Linked DNA regions of Homo sapiens: region 2 is linked to region 1. A link is an interaction called in ENCODE POLR2A ChIA-PET data of the cell type or tissue named here. Cell type or tissue: CD4-positive, alpha-beta T cell. All regions are shown on one strand. Each heading gives the region's core, and the rest is flanking DNA. Links, peaks and the distances in the headings are about the cores only. Region 1 overlaps SMIM35 (small integral membrane protein 35). Region 2 overlaps JAML (junction adhesion molecule like).

The links. ChIA-PET counts read pairs that join two places held together with the same protein. Peaks named below come from ENCODE experiments on the same cell type or tissue, not always from the same donor. Only the 100,000 strongest peaks of a DNase experiment are listed, where the experiment ranks them.
Region 2: POLR2A ChIA-PET joins it to region 1 with 8 read pairs; 2 of 35 experiments call an interaction of 5 or more read pairs at or near these places.

Annotation. Positions count from the first base shown.
Region 1 is chr11:118,060,801-118,071,042 of GRCh38, reverse strand. The region is part of intron 1 of SMIM35 (small integral membrane protein 35); the gene reads left to right. It also overlaps the pseudogene RN7SL828P. Among named protein-coding and RNA genes, the nearest start is that of TMPRSS4, 11 kb to the left of the region's middle. RefSeq lists an enhancer at 5,950-6,451. In CD4-positive, alpha-beta T cell, for the core only: no CTCF peak of the experiment used is centred there; no DNase peak of the experiment used is centred there.
Region 2 is chr11:118,208,570-118,218,811 of GRCh38, reverse strand. JAML (junction adhesion molecule like) reads left to right here. Exons shown (of 10, transcript NM_001098526.2): 2 at 3,926-3,988; 3 at 6,251-6,405; 4 at 8,100-8,325. The coding sequence starts at 3,946. It also overlaps the pseudogene HSPE1P18. Among named protein-coding and RNA genes, the nearest start is that of JAML, 11 kb to the left of the region's middle. RefSeq lists a silencer at 6,244-6,538. In CD4-positive, alpha-beta T cell, for the core only: no CTCF peak of the experiment used is centred there; DNase peaks (open chromatin) are centred at 3,351 and 4,431; H3K27ac peaks cover 780 bases.

The DNA of each region.
Region 1 (10,242 bases), core at 2,663-5,162:
CATTGTCTCATTTTGTCTTTGCAGCCACCCTATAACGTGGGTGCTGCTATTACCTCCATTTCACAAGGGAGTAAACTGAGGCTCAGGCAGGGTTGAGATCCAGGTCGGTGTAACCCAGGATGCCTAGGCCTTTTGCCCTAGACCATGCATGGTGGGCCCTGCGTAGATCCTGGAGGGGGCCTACACTGGCTTCTGCAGCCCACTGGGGACCTCTGGGAAGGACTCAGGTTCCTGTAGCACCAGAGTCCTGCCTGGGTTTGCCTCGGTTCCGGTTTCCATATTGTCCGTGTAATTTGCCGGCAGTCTCAGTGAACATCCTGTTCACTCAGTCCTCTCCCCTTTAATTAGGCAATGAACTAATTTCAGATTATTTGTGAGTCCATCCCGTTTCTTTTCATCTGTCTCTCCAGGATACTCTTAATTTCACCCTGGGGCAGCCCAAGGGTTAGAAGACACAGGAAGGACAGTGGAGCTGGGACATACTGCTTTCCATCCTACATGCACTATAAACTCCAGACCATGAACATACAGTGTTTGACAGTGTTTTTAATAAGAATCTGTCTAGAGGCTGGGCACGGTGGCTCACGGCTGTAATCCGGGCACTTTGGGAGGCCGAGGCAGATGGATCACCTGAGGTCAGGAGTTCGAGACCAGCCTGGCCAACAGGGTGAAACCCCGTCTCTACTAAAAATACAAAAATTAGCTGGGCGTGGTGGTAGGTGCCTGTAATCCCAGTTACTGGGGAGCCCGAGGCAGGAGAATCACTTGAACCCGGGAGGCGGAGGCTGCAGTGAGCCGAGGTCGCACCATTGCACTCCAGCCTGGGCAATGAGTGAAACTCCACCTCAAAAAAAAGAAAAGGAAAAAAAAGAATCTGGCTAGAAAGTAAATGGTATAGATTTACTTTATCCCATTTGTTTTTCTCAGTATCCGGATAATGAACAACATATACTTGGAATGACCTCCGTGCATAGCTTTAAATCTTAGCTCTGTTGCCTCCCAGCTGTATTGCCTTGGTGAATGGCATGATCTCGACTCACTGCAACCTCCGCCTTCCTGGTTTGTGTGATTCTCCTGCCTCAACCTCCCGAGTGGCTGGGATTACAGGTGCCTGCCACCACCCCTGGCTAATTTTGTATTTTTAGCAGAGACGGGGTTTTGCCATGTTGACCAGGCTAGTCTCGAACTCCTGACCTCAGGTGATCCACCCGCCTCGGCTTTCCAAAGTGTTGGGATTACAGGCACGAGCCACCGCGCCTGGCCTTGTATGAACTTCTTTCTATCCTTTTATAGGGAACCAGCTCCCAAGATAACAGAATAATACATTCACTGTGCCCTCGTGGCCTAATACCCTCTCCTTAGGCCCTACCTCCCAACACTATTCATTGGAGATTAAGTTTCCGACACATGCTTTTGGGGACACACGCTGAAGCCATGGCAGTATTCTAACTAAAACAGTCTCTAAAGCATATATGAAGCCCCTGTACTGAGCTCCCTGGGAGATCTCTCCTTTATTTATATCTGTGGCACCAGCACAGTGACTGGCAAACGAAAGGTGTGTAAATGTTGGTAGAGTGACTTTGGTTTAAAACATAACTCCTGCCACAGAGGAAGATAATTCTGGCAGTAGTGTGGGGGCGAGGCAGGGAGAGGGGGTTAGAGACAGTGCCAATAGTTCAGGCAAGAGATGGAGAAGATCTTAATTAAGGCCTGGTCTACCGGCATGAAGACGAAGAAAAGGAAGACGAATATTATTTACTGACATTCTACTCTGTGTTGTGCATATATAAGATATCTAATAACCTTGCAAACAAAGTGTTGATGTTCCCATCTTACAGATGAGGGAACTGAGGGGGTGGCCCGATACCTCACAGCCTGTACTTGGCAGGCAGACCCAGAGCACAGGTGCAGTGTGGGATGCTGGGGTGCTGGCATTCACAGATGCTGCTGATGCAGAATAGAGAGGACTGACGGGGGGAAGACCTGGGGATGATTCAGTTTTCCATTAGGGTGATGAGTCAATGGTGGTCCGTTAACAAATGAGTTCTTTGGGTTGAACCTGTTGGAAGAGAGAATGCTTTTAGATCGTCGTGGTTAGGCCTTGCCAAATCCCACGGATGATAATGTATTGATAATGCTGGTGGCTCTGGCTTGACTGAGTGCTTCTGGCCACGGAGTGATGCGTGGGGAGAGACCACGGCTCCTGGATGCCGCTGGGCCTCTGTGGGGTGGCCGAGAATGCAGACACAGTGCCGCCAGGTGGTGGAAGGTCACTCCGCTACCCCGGGTTTCTCGCTTTTCCCAGTAGATTTCATCTGCAGCCTGAAAGGCCAGCAGGAAACAGCGCTGTGAGGTTCCACATGCAGGTACCATCCTGGCTCACCCTCCCTCAGCCTCCCTCCTTCATCCTTGCCCCAGCTCATTCCCCAGGCTGCCTGCAGAGGGGTGGGTTCAGGCTGAGAATGAAAGTTCTTGAAACTGAAATCTTTGGGCCCAGACTGTCTCTTGGCCTCACCCCCGTCTCTGTAAAAGCCTCTCCTTCATCCAACGTTTACGAGCGCCTCTAGTGTGCTGGACACTGAGGACACAAAGATGAATAAGGCGCTGTCCGCAGCTCTTTCACAGGCCGGGAGGGAGACTCGACACAGAGATCGTGCTGTCATCCTGTTGGCAAACTCTAAGAGGAAAGAGCACACAGAGCCGGAGGGCTCCCTCCCCGAGGAGGGAGCATTTGGATTGAGCTTACGGGGAGGAGCAGGACTTTGTCAGGTGGAAAACCAGGGGTGCAATGGGAGGAAGAGCATCCAGTCCAGAGAGGAGGCTGTGTGCGCTGGGGAAATGGTGACTGACCCACAGATACTGAGCATCCTTTCTGTGGCAGCTTGGTGCTGGGACCGGGGAGATGAATCATACATGGCTCCAGTTATGAGAAACTCTTGCAATAGACATTTTCTTTTGAAGGATCTGTACACAGGTAAGGAATTTGGACACAGACCTTATGTACTGGAAGCCCCTAAACTAGAGTTCTTGTACCCAGAAATTATGCAAGACAAACCATTGGGATAGCGAAAAAATAGAGAAACTTCTATTTCTGTGTATTTCTTAACTAAAAACAAAGAAAACAACTAAACTTTTCATATATATATATATATATATATATATATATATATATATATATATATGTTTGTTGTTGTTTTGTGGTTGTTTTTTGAGATGGAGTTTCACTCCTGTTGCCCAAGCTGGAGTGCAATGGCGTGATCTCGGCTCACTGCAACCTCCATCTCCCGGGTTCAAGCGATTCTCCCACCTCAGCCTCCCGAGAAGTTGAACTATAGGCGCACCACCACACCTGGCTAATTTTTTGTATTTTTAGTAGAGACGGGGTTTCACCATCTTGGCCAGGCTGGTCTTGAACTCCTGACCTCAGGTGATCCGCCTGCCTTGGTCTCCCAAAGTGCTGGGATTACAGGCATGAGTCACTGCACCCAGCCAATTTTTTTTTAAGAGACAGGGTATCGCTATGCTGCCCAGGCTGGAGTGCAGTGGCTATTCACAGGCATGATCCTACTACTGATCAGCACGGGAGTTTTGAGGTGCTCCATTTCCCACCTGGGCCAGTTCACCCTACCTTAGGCAACCAGGTGGCCCCCTGCTCCTAAGAGGTCACCATATTGATGCTGAACTTAGTGTGGACACCTGATGAGCATAGCAAACCGAGGCCCAGAACTCAAGTGAGGACTCAAATGATCTTCCTGCCTCAGCCTCCCGAGTAGCTGTGACTACAGGCACGTGCCACCGCACCTGGTGCATTTGTAATATTTAATGTACAGGTTGGCCTCGTGTCTGCACTTGGACCCTGTGTCAATGGCCCACATGTTGTGCGCATCTGCGAGGGTCTGAGGGGGTTAGCATATTGTGACATGTTTACACATGGTCTGTGAAGTGGATTTCTCGGTGATCTCATCTGGTTTTAACTAAATTAATCCTCACACAATGGACAAGGTATTTAGGAAATTTCCTGAAAAGATATCAGGGATTAAGAGAAGGATGCAGGCAAGCACAAGCAAATGGCCAGGCTCTTGCTCCCCTATTCGGAAGGGGCTCCCATTATCTTTCTATCTTGAGTGTAAAATTGTAACAATCTCATTTTACTTGATAGAAACTGGCAAAAAAAAAAATCCAGAATTATCAAGATAATGTTTTGATTTTTTTTTTTTTAAGTCAAGGTCTCACTCTGTCACCCAGGCTGGAGTGCAGTGGCAGGATCACGACTCACTGCAGTCTTGATCTCCTCAGTTCAAGTGATCCTTTTGCCTCCTGAGTAGCTGGGACTCAGGCATGCCACCATGCCCGGCTAAGATAATTTGAAGTATAGTCTCAAGTCTCCTGATGTTAGTACTACTCTGTCTTTCAGGGTGTATTATGCCTTCAGATATTGGCTAGTGATGGTAATGTATGTAAATATAATTTATACATAAATACATATATTAGAGATGTGTGCTAAAATTCTTTTGTTACTGACAGAGATCAAAGAACTTTGGAGACCACAGCTCTAGGTAATAAGGAGCCAGTAGGAGTTTAAGCAGGAGGATGACTTGTTTGTTTTTGTTTTATTTTGAAAGATCATTCTGGTAGCTGTGTGGATGGAGAGCCTGGGGTAGAGAGAATAGTAGGGAACTCATGCAGCGGTCCAGGTGAGAGATGAGATCCCAAACCCAGGGTAGGGCAGCCAGGAGGGCAGAGCAATTTCACATGCACGTTGGACTTGGTGACTGACTAGATTTGGAAAACAAGGGCGAAGAGATCCAATCCCGGGGTATTTCCAGGTGTCTGGGGGATTAGGCAAATAATAGTACCACCTACCAAGGTGGCAAACAGAGGTGGGTTTGGGGAGAAAGGTGAAGAGTCTGGGACTGAACAGTTTGAGTCAGAGGTGCCAGGGAGAGCCCTGGGTGGAGGTCGTACGTCCGGGGGGTCCTGTGGCTGGTTTGGGGCTGCAGCCCCCTCTTCCCCAGCAGGGCCCAGGTGAGCGAGCGGGCTGGGTCATGGTCATGATGAGTAAATCAGGCAGTAATGGTGTCCTCTGTCCAGACCTCCTGATTCTAGCCTGGTCACTGGGTGCTGCATCCCAGGTATCAGACCCTGATTGTTACCAGTGGAGGGTGTCCTGATTCTTTGTGCTTCGAACAAAGAATTGGACAAAACGCACAAAGCAAGAAAATAATGAAGCAACAAAAGCAGAGATTTAATGAAAACAAAAGCACACTCCACAGGGTGGGAGTGGGCTGAACAAGAAGCTCAAGGGACTGGGTACAGAATTTTCTGGGGCTTAAATACCCTCTAGAGGTTTCCCATTGATTACTTAGTGTACACCCTATGTAAATGAAGTAGAGGACCACAATCAGTCTGATTGGTTGTGGAGAGAGACCAACCAGAGATTGAAGTGAAGTTACAAAGTTACACCCTATGCAAATGTCTGATTCGCCTGTGGAAAGTGACCAGAGGCTAAAGTGAAGTTACAAAGTTATACTCCTATGCAAAAGAAAAGTTGGCCAGCGACGGAAGGTGTGAAAGTTGGGGTTTTCCTTTTGATTTAGTTCTAGGAAGTCAGTATGAATTGGCCTTAGGTTCCCTGCCTCCAGGCCCTATTCTCCTGCCTCATGATCACTCTCTATATTTCACTTTTGCAAAACCACTCAAAATGCAGGTACCCTGTCTTCCTCCTCCTGTGAGCCATCATGGACGTGACAAGGCTACCTCTTCACGGTGCTCTAGGCCAAAGCTTTGGGAAAGCCAGATTAGGCTGGGAGTGTCCTTGCTGTAATCGGATGCTGAGATAAGCAAAGTGAAATGCAGTGGAGAAGCAGGTGGGGCAGGGCAGGTTTGGGCGCTGTGCAGCTGCCTAGGCTGGGGAGGGACGGGTGTTTGACCACGCAGAAGGGCTCTACAGGGCCACGCTTTAGGACAGGAATATGCATTCTGGCCTTATCTGGTCATTTCTGAGTTGGGATATCTGGATCACTCCAGGGCAGGGTGTGCTTGACTCAGAGCCCACTCGGGGCTTGACCCAGAGAAGGCTAGCGTTTAATATTAGTGATGAAGGCTGGGCATGGTGGCTCACGCCTGTAATCCCAGCACAATTCCGCCAGGCGGGTATATCGCTTGAGTCTAGAAATATGAGACCAGCTTGGGTGATATAGCGAAACCCTATCTCTACTAAAAATTACAAAAAGTAGCCAGGCGTGGTGGCACATGCCTGTAGTCCCAGCTACTTGGGAGGCTGAGGTAGGAGGATGGCTCGGACCCGGGAAGTAGAGGTTGCAGTGAGCCAAGATCTTGCCACTGCACTCCAGCCTAGGCAACAAAGCGAGAACCTGTCTCAATAATAATAATAATAGTGATGAAAAAAACAACAAAAAATCTCCACCCCTGAAAAAACAGACAAATAACAATAACAAAAGCCAGGCACGATGGCACATGCCTGTAGTCCCAGCTACTCAGGAGGCTGAGGGAAGAGGATATCCTGAGCCCAGGAATTTGAAGCCAGCCTGGGCAACATAGGGAGATTTCTTCTCTTAAAAAGAAAACAAACAAAACCCTTTAGTATTAGTGATGACTCTGAGGATGACACCCAGAACCGCCAACCTGAACCTCCGGTGGGACCTTGGGGTCCATGTGGATGGGGAACACAGTGTATGAAATCAATGGCAGATTGGTGCCTATCTGATCTCCCATTTAAAATTTTTTCTTTGCAAGAGAAAAGAAGAGTGATATAGATTGGTGTGTTAGGAAAAAACTCAAACTCAATTTTCCCCTTGGTTCTCACGCCACAATCATCAACGCAATAGACTTCTGTGACCAAATGCCTGGGGGTTCTCCCCACACACCAGTAAGCAATCATTTCTGCAGCAGACACTGGCTGACACTTCGAGTCAACTCAATTCCCACACTATCTACCAGATAGCAACAGATCCTATGGTTGATGAGGGCTCAGTGCCACAAGACCGCAACTCCCTTCCCACCAGTTACAAATCTAGGCCTCTGGACCTTCTAGCCAATTGTTCTTCATTTGGGGTTCCCACAACTCCCTCATTTGCTGGAGTGACTCAGAGAACTTAGGAGAACACTTACCTTTACAGGTTTACTATAAAGGATATTACGAATGATACAGAAGAAGAGATACGTAGGGTGAGATATGGGGTAAGGGACACGGGGCTTTCATGCCCTCCCGAGTCGGGTCCCCTTCTGGAAACCTCCACCTGTTCAGCTACCTGTCCTTTTTTAGGCTTTTATGGAGACTTCGTTACATAAGCATGATTAATTAAGCCACGGGCCATTGGTGATCAACTTACCCTCCAGCCCCTCTCCCCTCCCCTAAGTTTAGGGGTGGGGCTTAAAACCCAACCTTCTAATCCTGCCTTGGGCTTTCTGGTGATCAGCCCCTGATCTACCTGAAGCCACCTAGGCCCTTCCAGGCCTCAGTCAGCTCATTAGCACACAAAAAGACAACCTTTGGAGTTTCTAAGGACTTTAGGAGTTGTATGCCAGGAAATGGGGCTGAGGACCAAATATATTTACCACAATAGGCAAAAAGATTCAACATGAAGAGGGTAAAGAAGATTTAGAAATAAAGACAGAAAAATGCAGACGAGAGAGACAGTAAACAGAAAGAGTAGAAAGGTAAGCAGAAAATCATCAACTGAAAGAAACAGAAAGAAGAGTAGAAGTGTTATAGGAAAGGGGTCCCCATCCAGACCCCAAGAGGGGGTTCTTGGATCTCACCCAAGAAAGAATTCAGGGCAAGTCTGCGGTGCAAAGGGAAAGCAAGTTTATTAAGAAACTAAAGGAATAAAAGAATGGCTACTCCATAGACAGAGCAGCCCCGAGGGCTGCTGGTTGCCTATTTTTATGGTTATTTCTTGATGATATGCTAAACAAGGGGTGGATTATTCATGCCTCTTCTTTTTAGACCAAATAGGATACCTTCCTGACTTTGCCATGGCATTTGTAAACCGTCTTGGCGCTGGTGGGAGTGCAGCAGTGAGGACGACCAGAGGTCACTCTTGTCGCCATCTTGGTCTTGGTGGGTTTTGGCCAGCTCCTTTACTGCAACCTGTTTTATCAGCAAGGTCTTTATGACCTGTATCATGTGTTGACCTCCTATCTCTTCCTGTGACTTAGAATACCTTAACTGTCTGGGAATGCAGCCCAGTAGGTTTCAGCCTTATTTTACCCAGCTCCTATTCAAGCTGGAATTGCTGTGATTCACATGCCTCTGACAGAATTAAGAGAGAGAGAAAATAAAAGAGGCAACAGAAAAACAGATGGAAGTCAACGAAGAGGCAGAAACTCAGAGACACAAAGAAGGCAAGGGTGCAGGGGTGTGGAGGGAGGGCCAGGAGAGGGTTGGGAGGGATGAAGCCCTTGTCCTGGGTTCCTTCTTTCCCCATCCACATGCCCTGTTCTCCGTTGCAAATGGAAGAAGCCAGAGCCCAAGTGAACCACCTGTCTCCATTGTTGACTCCCAGCTGGTCTTTGAGAAGCATCAGAGGCAGTTGTCACCTTTGCTTTGGCCGGGAAGGAGCCTTCCAGCAGGGCCTGGAGAGGAGCTGGGCTGGCCTGTGGTCTTGGCCCCTGTGAACTGAAGGGAAGCCTGACTTGATGTATTAGCTCAGGGGTGCCTCTCTTGACCCACTTTTGTTTGTTTGTTTTTGAGATGGAGTCTCGCTCTGTTGCCCAGGCTGGGGTGCAATGGCACAGTCTTGGCTCACTGCAACCTCCACCACCAGGGTTCAAGTGATTCTCCTGCCTCGGCCTCCCAAGTAGCTGGGATTACAGGCACTCACCACCACGCCCAGCTAATTTTTGTATTTTTGGTAGAGATGGGATTTCGCCATGTTGGCCAAGCTGGTCTTGAACTCCTGACCTCAGGTGATCCACCTGCCTTGGCCTCCTAAAGGGATGGGATTACAAGGATGAGCCACTGCACCTGGCCCCACTTTCATTTTTGATGAAACAAAATTGGAAGCTTAGTTGGTGGGAGGTCAAGGACCTTCCAATTCCAAGGGGAGACTGAGTTGTAATGAACTTGGACCGAGGCAGTTGGTGGGGTTCTGCCCCATGTGGTAGGTGGCATTGTTACTTACACGCCAATGCTTTTGCTGTGGGCTGCAAAAGTGGGAATCCCTTGAGCAGGGAGGGTTGGTTTTGTGAAGTCAACTCATAATGGGGACAGAGGCTTGATGCTGGCTCTGTCTAGCATCATATCTAGTGAAAGAGTCACCAAAGAGCGGTCCTGGGTGCAGAGGAAATGGGCCCCGTAGATCCAAGCTAATCGGTGTCCAGCAGCCCAGGTCGCAGGAAGGGCTGTGGGGAACATAAGCAGGTTCTGCTTAACAGAGGTTGCCTCTGTGGAGGCCAGCAGGATCTGTGAGGTTTTCCCAGGGCTCAGGTGAAGTATCCCCCACCCCTCCCACTTCCTTTGATCCGACGGTGTTCGTCTGGTAACTTAGTTACTGATTCTGCTTCCCTGGAGCACTAATGCCAAGAAGAAGGTAGCTCCAGCTGGGGACCTGCCACTCTAGTCCCTGAAATAATTTACTACTTAAAAAATGTAATACATTGGCATAAAAGTAGCTAGAAATGCCACTTATTGAGGGAGAACTTGCTAAATGCCTTCTGTGAATCGATCATCCAATCTTTTCAATCTTGTGAGGTGGGCATTATTTTCTCCATTTCACCTACAGGGAAACACTCTCAGAACTGGGGTTTGAAGCTGGGTCTCTCTGCAGCTGAAGCTTGGAGTCTTAATCACCTCCCTTCTTGGAAGAGGCGGGGTTGAAAATGATGCTGGGCTTGCGCCTTGGCCTGTCTATAGCCTCTCAATCACTCCCACTGTGGGTGTCATGTGTCTGTCACGAGTGGCAGTGCAAGGTGTCCCGTTTTGGAACAAGCAGGGCCACGACCATATGCTAGAATGGGTGACTCAGCAGAAGCGGTGCCTCTGGGAGCCTCTGCTGGCCTGGACGCCTCCCACTGGAGTTCCTCAACCTGCAACCAGGACACTGTGATGTGAGGTCACAGGGCTGGAGAGGGGCAGCCTGGAAGTGCTTTCTCTGTCCCTCTCTTACTTATAGATCAAAAAAGGAAAATTAAAAGGGGGCCAGGGTGGGTGTCTGCCTGGGGATCCAAAGGATGAGGGCAGCCATGTGGGAGGGATGATGGGAGTACCCATGTCTGGCT
Region 2 (10,242 bases), core at 2,965-5,464, 150 kb before region 1:
TTTTAAAACTGAAATTCATTTTATTCATCTACATATGCAACCAGAATTTTGTTATTCAGCTAAATATGTATATATAAAATTCAGAATTTGTGGGTGTTGGTGAATATATAGATAGGAATTTGCAAATATCTGTCAACTCACTAGGAAATTCAAACTTGAATAGTGTTCTTGGTAAATGTCCAAGGTGTTATGAACTCATTTGACAAGTAGTTACTGAGGATGTCCCCGTACCTCACACCATGCTGGCACTGGAAGTGTGGTGGCTCATGGGCATGGCTCTTGGCTTCATGGAGCTTATAGTCTTGGGGGTGGAGGTAGAGAGCAGGGTCTTAATTAAATGAGCACACAAATAAATAGATAATTAGACATAGTGGCCCATGCCCTAAAGGAAAGGTAGAGGTACTATTAAGACATGTGGCTGCCGGGCATAGCAGCTCACGCCTGTAGTCCCAGCCCTTTGGTAGGCTGAAGTGGGTGGATCACCTGAGGTGGGGAGTTTGAGACCAGCCTGGCCAACATGGTGAAACCCTGTCTCTACTAAAAGTACAAAATTAGCCAGGCATGGTGGCTCATGCCTGTAATCCCAGCTACTCAGGAGGCCGAGGCAGGAGAATCACTTGAACCCGAGAGGCGGAGGTTGCGGTGAGCTGAGATCGTGCCATTGCACTCCAGCCTGGGCAACAAGACTGAAACTCCATCTCAAAATAAAAAAAAAGACATGTGGCTTGGGGACCTGTCCTGGGATGAGTGGTTGAAGAGAGGTTTCCCGAGGAAATGATATTTAACTTGAGATGTGAGCGAGGAGCAGGTGTTAACTGGGTGAAGGCCTGAGCAAGGTGGATTGGTAGACCATTCAGTCAGGAGGAACAGATTAATCTTGTTTAGACAAATAAACTTCAGAAAAGCTTTGCTCTAAAATATTGATTACTTTCTCAAATGTGGAGGAAGAGCATAGTGTGGCAAAGACACAGGCTCGGATCCAGGATGGCTGGGTTTGAATCCTCGCTCTGCCACTTGCTCTGTGTTCTTAGGCAAGTCACATTGTCATTCTCTGCCTCATTTCCTCATCTGTAAAACCTCATGGGGTTGTTGTGAGGATTAAATGAGTTACTGTGTAAAGCACCCAGGGCCTGGCATTAACCTTCTCTGCTTTATTACACATCAACTACTGATTTCTAGTGTGCTGCTATATTAAGAAAAAGGTCTGATCTTTTAATATTGAAAACAAGGCCCGGTGATTTTCCCAAAGATCAAAGAGTTGGTTAAAGGAAGATCTGAGCCCAGAAGAGCATTTAAAAAAAACTTTTAGTAATTTTTCCGCTAAAATCATTGCTTCTGTCTTCACGGAGTTCTAGAGGTGCATCCGAGTATGTAGGACTGACAATGAGCGTTTTCCATTCATGATACTCATGTTTCTTAGCATTTGTTTGAAGATGGTTTGGATGTGGCTCTGAGTTACTCGGCTTTAGTGCCAAGATTCAGAATCTTTTTAGAGTCGCTGGCTTCCTCTTAGAATAGAGTGGAGCGGGGACTGCTGCAAGATGCCTTTAAGTTGATTTCAACTTAATGGTCACATTGTCAGCTATGAGCATTTATCCAGTATATGCCAGGCATTTTGCCGGTGCTGCCCCACGGTAACAGGACACACATCTAAATAAGGCACGTATGGTGCTGCCTTTTAGAGTCTGCAGACTTGAGTTGGTGGCAGACATATAAATTAGTCATTACTCCTCCATGCGGTTGGTGAGCTGCAGGGGGAATGTCCCACTGCTAAGTGCTGTTTTCTGGGCAGAGGAGGGAGCACAACCAACTCCCTGGGGAAGGCAACAGATGTCCCAGATGTGATGAACTTATGTTAGGACACACCATAAAGGAAGCCCCTTATGACCTTCATCCATGTATGTATGGGGCAAGGTGGGTGGCACGGAGCAGGAATGGGGTTTTGCTTATGTTGAGAGAGGTCTGTGTTTTCACTAGAGGTTCTTTTGTTTAGGGGAATCTATGTGACTCCTGATATATCTGGCTCAGTGTAATTATTATCCCCATTGTTACAACAAGGTTCAAAAATGGAAACTTAAGTTTCCTGTTCATTCTGATTCATCATTTGCCATTCTTAGAAAGGTAGAAGCTCAGAACCTGAAATCTCCCCTAAAGCTACAAACTCTGTTTCTGACTCTTATCTATATAAAGAATCTTCCATGGTAATGCTTCCTATTTTCAAAGCACTGTTATCTACGTTATACTATTAGATCCTTTCATTATCAATCCCTTTTAAAGGCAAGGAAACAGGTTCAGCAAGATCAGCTGACTTCTCTGTGTAAGTGGGACCTGAGGTAGGAACCTCCTTGAATAGCTTGACTCTGATTTTCCAGGTAGAGGATTTTGTTGATTGGAGAATACGATTAAGGAATGTCTTAAGTAATCAATTTTTTTTTTTTTTTTTGAGACAGAGTCTCGCTCTGTCGCCCAGGCTGGAGTGCAGTGGCGTGATCTCGGCTCACTGCAAGCTCCGCCTACCAGGTTCACGCCATTCTCCTGTCTCAGCCTCCCGTAGCTGGGATTACAGGCGGCCGCCACCATGCCCGGCTAATTTTTTGTATTTTTAGTAGAGATGGGGTTTCACCGTGTTAGCCAGGATGGTCTCGATCTCCTGACCTCGTTATCCGCCCGCCTTGGTCTCCCAAAGTGCTGGGATTACAGGTGTGAGCCACCAGGCCCGGCCAAGTAATCAATGTTTATTAATTAAAATGGCTACCGTATGTGCCAGATGTCCTAGCAGAGCTGGGTGGGGTACCTTGCTGTTAATGCAAAAAACATATCTTTCCTCTTAGCAGATTCTGAGGTGGAATCTCCCCAGCGGCAGGGTGGCCAGGGGTAAAGACCACGGCTGAGGCCAGGAGCAGTAGCAGGTGGGAACTCAAGACTGGTTGCACTGTAACTCCTGAGAGTCAGGGTTCTTCTGTTTAGCTAAGAAAATTTGGGGGTGTTTGGTAGAACAGTGAATCCTTTTCCAGGGGCTGGTAAATGCAATGAAATGAATACTACAGAGATAACATGCATATCAAACACATACTTTTGTCCAATGCACAGCCCAACTCTCATTCTAGCCACACTGCCCTGCCTTTAAAAAGTTAAAAAGAAAAATAAGATAAAAAGTGCACCATGGGCCAGGTGCAGTGGCCCACGCCTGTAATCCCAACACTTTGAGAGGCTGAGGTGGAGGATCACTGGAGCCCAGGAGTTTGAGACCAGCTTGGGCAACACAGTGAGACCTCTCTACTACTTAAAAAAAAAAAATAGCAAGTGTGGTGTAGCATGCCTGTAGTCTCGGCTACTCAGGAGGCTGAGACAGGAAGGTTGCTTGAGCCCTGGAGATCACGTCACTGCACCCCAGCCTGGGCAACAGAGTGAGAATCTGTTCCCTCCCCCAACCTCTTCCTCCCAAAAAAGTAGTAATTCTAATTTAGGTGGAGAGATGGGGAAAAATTTCAGGCTGGATATCCTATAATTTTTTGTTTGTGTGAAACATACAGGTAGTGGAAAATCTAGGGTTGTCATCTCAAGGGCATCCTGCAATCATTTGCTTTTTTTCTCTTGAAAAGCAACTTTCATCTAATCTTCCCTTATGGCCAATCTAAAGCAGCCCCCAAGTGACTCTTCAAACACTACTCTGTTTTGTTTCATCATAGCACTTATTGACATCTGGTATTTTCTTATTCATTCATTCATTTATTTGCTTCTTTTTTCTCCACCTCCCGCTGCATACAAACTGCAAATGAGCTGGGACCTCGTCTGTTTTTCTTGTTCAATGCTGCATACCAGTGTCTCAAACAGAGGCTGCTCCGTATAGTCCTTCACTATTGGTTTTTTAAATTAATGAGCTTCTCTTGACATGATTTTGTGATTTTTGTTCTTTTATCTTAAGATTTGAAAGTTGAGAGCAGCATGTTTTGCCCACTGAAACTCATCCTGCTGCCAGTGTTACTGGGTAAGTAGAAGCTAAGGGACTCCGTGGGGTATTTGATTTCTCCTGAGTTCTGTGCATTATTAAAAGCCAATTTTACATATTTTCGATTCCCTTGGGTTTGTTGAAGATGGAAACCCTAATGTGGAACTTCACAGTTTTGTTGAAGCAGCTGTTGTTGAAGCCAACTAGCTTATGGTTTCTTGGGAAGCTGAAGCTTCCTGTTTCCATTAGAAACAGAATGCATTTGGGTCCTAAAGGGTGTTCTGGGACCCTCTTACGTGACAAAGGGAAAGTTTCTCTGTGGCATTCCTGCACTTTAAATTGTTATCTTTAAAACCACAGTTCGCCTTGAATCAGGAACTGAAATTACCAAAGAGAGACCCAGAGCTGTTTTTCATACTGTGGCCATGTCAGCCTTCTTGTGGTTCCTCAAATGGACTGAGCTCTTTCCCAATTTATGGTGGTTTCCTTTGCCTGGAACCTTCCTCCCAGCACTTCAACCTAGCAAGCCCGCCCGATGCTTCCTTACCCTTCAGGTTTCCCCTTATGCTCCACTTCCTTCTGAGGAGCCTGACCTGGCCATCTCCTCAGACCAGATTGGTCTCCTGTTTATGCCTCCACCTAAGTGCTGAGCTTCTCGTTGCTCATCTCCACTGGTTTCTAGGTTTTCATCCTTTTCCCCCATGCCTTTTTCTTTATCCCATGGATGTAGTTCTGGAAGGAGAAGAAATTAATCAGGTGCTTTGCTCTCATAGCCTTTTCTTTTTCTCTTTATTATTATTTTTTGAACTTTGGACAGTAATTTAAACCCTGACTCAGCAAAGTATACAACAGGATTGCCTTTGCTCCTATTCCAGGCAATCCAGAGTGTGTACAAACATGCACACAGGCACGCACACCAAAATGGTGTTCATTAGATAATTTTTCTCAAAGAAGCAGGGTTATAATGATCTCAGAAGGTATTTAGACATTTTCCTAGAGGTCTGTGGAGCAGCCTGCAGGTTTTTGCCCTCCGATCCAGAGAGCTACCAGTCCAACCCCTGTATGTGGTGACTTGGTGGCACTGGGGGTTTTGTAGTTTTTTGTGGAGAGGTTTTCCTTTCTTGCAGAAAATCTCATCTTCTTCAGCTGTTTCTCTACCAAGATTGCCCTTCAAACATCAGTTTCTCTTTGCTTTGGTTGCTGTTGTTGCTTCCTAGCAGTCCTTCATTTAATTCTACACACAGTGTTCTTAATATTAAATTCGCTTATTACACTTTCAATCACACATGGAGCTGCTCAATTCTTCCTTACAGGAAAATTCCAAATATTTGTTGGAGCTAATTTTGATTTCTTTCAAAATAATTCCCTCTGAAGGGTTTAGAGTCGATGTTTTCTTTTGTGTCCTCCCTGCTGTGTGAGCCTACTGTTGGGGCAGGAAGTTAACTGTCTTCTCTCAGGGAAACAGCTTGGATGAAAAGACTGGCACATTTTCTGTTCATTCCCATCACTTGGCTCTTCTCTGATATGAACTGGGCAGCATCTAAATGTATCTTTCTTGATTTTGTTGTCTCTTTGCATAGAGCATATCTTGTGAAAACAGAAATATCCATGTAATGGTTTTTTCTTGTAGTGACCGCTCGAAATTGCTTGAGCAACATAGAGATAATGGGCAGGGGTCCCTGTGTGAAGCACCTAGAGGCTGGAAAGCTGATGGCAAAGCTGGAGGGGTGAGGCAGGGAGAGGATAAACACAGTGGAAATGCAGGAGGAAAGCTGTGCTCTGTGGTGGCCTAATTACAAGGACCTGCCCTACAGCCAGAATCAGCCAGCAAATGCTTTTGTAAAGGAACTAAAAGAAAGGGAAAAGAGGAAGTAAACAAAAGGTCCCTTTTCAGAGAGGGAACCAGTGGGAGATTTAAGAGCAAGGAACAACCCATTTCGTCGTTATGGTAAGTGGAGGTGAGTTTCTAAATTGATGATCAGAAAGGAGAGACTTCTGGGGTTTCCCTTATTTCTTTAGAAAGGTTGGGAGGAAGAATTCCAGAAAAGTGTAAGGGGCTGGATAGGAGGAGGGAGCCAGATAGCATTTATTGTAGTATGAAGATTGCAGAATCCTTCTGATGAGCCATATAGGTAACTAGAGGACAGGGATGCCATGCTGCCTTTGAACATGCCTCCGAGGACTTTGTCTATGTTGGATCATCCAGGGAGAGGGGTGTTTAGTACTCCATGATTGGAATTGATTTTTGTTGTTGAGAGTATTTGTCTAAATGATGTGTCCTCTTGCCTTTGACTTCTATAGATTATTCCTTGGGCCTGAATGACTTGAATGTTTCCCCGCCTGAGCTAACAGTCCATGTGGGTGATTCAGCTCTGATGGGATGTGTTTTCCAGAGCACAGAAGACAAATGTATATTCAAGATAGACTGGACTCTGTCACCAGGAGAGCACGCCAAGGTAACGCGGGGGAAACATCACTATGTAATAGAAGCCCCTGACTGCTGGTGTCAGGACAGAGTGGTGTAAGAGTCAGGCATCAGGTGCCACCAGGAGGTGTTGCAAGAGCCGGGGCTTTGGAGATTATCAGAACTGGGCCTCGTCCTAGCTCAGGAATTTGGTTATGTTATCAGCTGGGTAAGTAAGTTACTCAACCTTGCTGATCTTAGCTTCCTGAGCTGTGAAGAGGAAGGCAATTACAATAATGGTAATGCTTACCTTTCAAGTAGTTAAGGGGCTGATGGGAGACACAAACTTGAAATGAGAGGTTCCTTGTTCTTGCACATGAAATTCTTTGAGTTTCCTTCCTTTATCTCTACCCTTTGTTAAGTAGCAGAAGCAGGTGAGAGGGGTAAATTCCGAGGTTCTAGAAAGGAGAGCTCTGACCTAGGCATAAGAACTATACCACAATGATCTTTTTTGGGGTGGGGAGGAGGACAGATTCTTTCAGTGTTTCACTGCTCCATGTATGTGCTGGGGAATCATCATTTTCTCCTTTGTGGCTGCTTAAAGTGTTGGGATTAGCAGATGCAGCATGGTGGGCGAGGTTCTTTCATGGAGCTCTTTGGAGTGAGGAACAGTGTATTAAGCCTCATCAGACAGTCTGTATAGATACTCGTATATCAGGATCATTTGTGAAAAACATCCCAAGTAGTTTGTTACTAACAATAAAGTCCTAATGTTTGCAAACAAAATATTGTTTTTGTAGCTCAGAGCACATTCCCTGTTGTCCCTATAATGCTACTCTCATTCAAATTTTTATTGGCCTTTATTTTTATACGAGGGATAAACCCATAGTGTAAGTAGAAATAAGAATTTCTGCTGGGTGTGGTAACTCATGCCTGTAATCCCAGCACTTTGGGAGGCTGAGGCGGGGTGATCACTTGAGCTCAAGAGTTTGAGACCAGCATGGGCAACATGGCAAAACCCCATCTCTATAAAAAAACAAACACAAAAATTAGCTGGCTGCAGTGGCATGTACCTGTAGTCCCAGCTACTTGGGAGACTGAGGTGGGAGGATCACCTGAGCCTAGGAGGTTAAGGCTGCAGTGAGCTGTGATTGTGCCACTGCACTCCAGCCCGGGTGACAGAAGAAAACAATACAAAACCAAAACCAAAAACAAAAGAATTCCCCAGGGCCCAGCCTGGAACCATTCCCTGTGGATGACTCCTTTTGTGTTACGATACTGCTGCCGGGAGGAGGGTAGAAATGAGAAAAGTGGCAGCCAGCCGGCCATGCCTGGAATTCTTACGCCAACACCACCCACAGCACTAGTGAAAATAGATCATGCATTTGAATGCCATCTAATCCGGGGCTGTGGCAGAAAATAGGGTGAAAATGAGAGATGGTTTTCAAAAGTTGTAAGTTAAAAACCGTAGAGTGATCTTCAGAGTGGGTGCTATATTTTACCTTAAACTGTAAGAAATAAAATGTGGACTGCATTTCTCCATTTGTCTTTGTAGAAAGGGAGTTGCAGAGCTTGTGCAAGTTAGACTGTTGCCTGGCACATTATTTTTATTAACTGGGTACCAAATGCTTTTGGATCATGATCATGATGATAGCTCTGCTGCCCCCACATAACAGAGTCTTTGGGATCCAGGCTCCTCGGTCTGGCACCTCTTTTGATTGTCTCCAACACTGTTTTGCCCTTCAGGACGAATATGTGCTATACTATTACTCCAATCTCAGTGTGCCTATTGGGCGCTTCCAGAACCGCGTACACTTGATGGGGGACATCTTATGCAATGATGGCTCTCTCCTGCTCCAAGATGTGCAAGAGGCTGACCAGGGAACCTATATCTGTGAAATCCGCCTCAAAGGGGAGAGCCAGGTGTTCAAGAAGGCGGTGGTACTGCATGTGCTTCCAGAGGAGCCCAAAGGTACGCAAATGCTTACTTAAAGAGGGGCCAAGGGGCAAGAGCTTTCATGTGCAAGAGGCAAGGAAACTGATTATCTTGAGTAAATGCCAGCCTTTGGGCTAAGTACTTACCACAGAGTGAATCTTCAAAAAATGATCATAATTATTTCAGTCAATAAAAATAGAGTTATTTTATTAAATAAAATATTGATAATTATTGTATTATTACTTTAAACACACTTCCCCCTCACAAAAGCCCTGTGAAGGATGTTTTGTTCACATATATGTCCAAATATGTTTTGGACACATATTTATTAAATGGAATAAATAGTACTTGAACCCTGGCACCTCTGACAACAAAGTCCATGTTCTTTTTACTATGCCCTAATACCTTTCATCAGTTATCCACATTGATGCTACATCTGTATTTTATAGGTACCCTATGTTAGGTGATCTGGGGGATAGAAAAGAAATAAGCAGGCCAGGCTCAGTGGCTCATGCCTGTAATCCTAGCATTTTGGGAGGCTGAGGCAGCAGAACTGCCTGAGCCCCAGGGTTCAAGACTGCAGTGAGCTATGATGGCACCACTGCATTCTAGCCTGGGTGACAGAGCAAGACTCTGTCTAAAATAAAAAAAGAGAAAAGAAAAGAAAAGAAAAAAAAAGAAAAAGTCTGGGTGTGATGGCTCATGCCTGTAATCCTAGCACTTTGGGAGCCCGAGGTGGGAGGATCACTTGAAGCCAGTTTGAGACTAGCTTGGGCAACATGGTGAGACCCTATGTCTAAAAAAAATAAAAAATAAAAAAAAAATAATAATAATAGCTGGGCATGATGGCACATGACTGTGGTGGTCTCAGGTACTGGGGAGACTGAGGTGAGAGGATCACTTGAGCCCAGGAGGTGGAGGTTGCAGTGAGCTGTGATCACACCACTGCCCTCCAGCCTGGGTGACAGAGCTGAGACCCTGTCTCTTAAAATAGAAAAAAGAAGAAAGGAGCAGATCTTTCTAACTCTTCTTTGCACTTTATTTTTCCATTTATAAGTGGAAGGAGTGGGTGGTTTTAAAATTTGTGCTCTGTAGAACCTTAAGCTCCAAAGAACATGAAGGGTAAGAGCGGGGCAGGGGTAGGACCCTAGGCTCCCACCTGCATTGCAACCAAAGTCCTTTTCCTTTTTCCTGTTGTATTCATTGGGCTGCCAGGTAAGATTTGGTCTGAATAAGGATTCTGCTGCTTGCAAGCAGTTTGAAAGGGAGAGTATAAGCTGTGGTGGCCCGAGTCATTTAGAAAGTTTTTTTCGCCTCTTTGACTGGGTATTAGTTGAAAGGAATGCAGCTGAGACTGTAACCAAAGGAGGCATTATGCTTCCAGAAAAATCTCAAAAGTATTGCAAGCAACTGTAGAAGCTGTTGTATTGGGCTCTAAAGGAAAGGGTGGAGAGATTCAACCAGTTAGCCCAAAAGCTGGAGATAAAATTCTTCCCCCAGAATCTAGAATATGGAGGCACCAAAGTAGTTCTGGACGACAGGGATAATTTCTTATTTAGAAATGGTGGCATTCTTGGAAAGTATATATACCGAAATAAATCACTATTGAAAAAGCCTCATGTGAAGACACTGATTCCACTGGAGTTCTGAAATCTTTCATTGTGTAAATAATTTCCATGTCTCTCTTTTATAATAAACTAATGATATCCAAACTAACGTTAGCCAGTGTCTCTAAAATTTAGTTTTGCTTATTGATATAAAACTTACAAATAAAAATACATAAATGAAAGTAAAAGTTTGCAAGCCACAGAACTAGATGCATTCTTTAAGAGTGTGGAATAGAAGGAACAGTCTGTGACCCCAGGAGAGCTTGCAATGTAGTTAGGGAACTAGAATCTGGGGCCATTTCCCGCCTGCAGCTAGCTTAGGTCCTTAGCCTCCCAGCTTTATTAA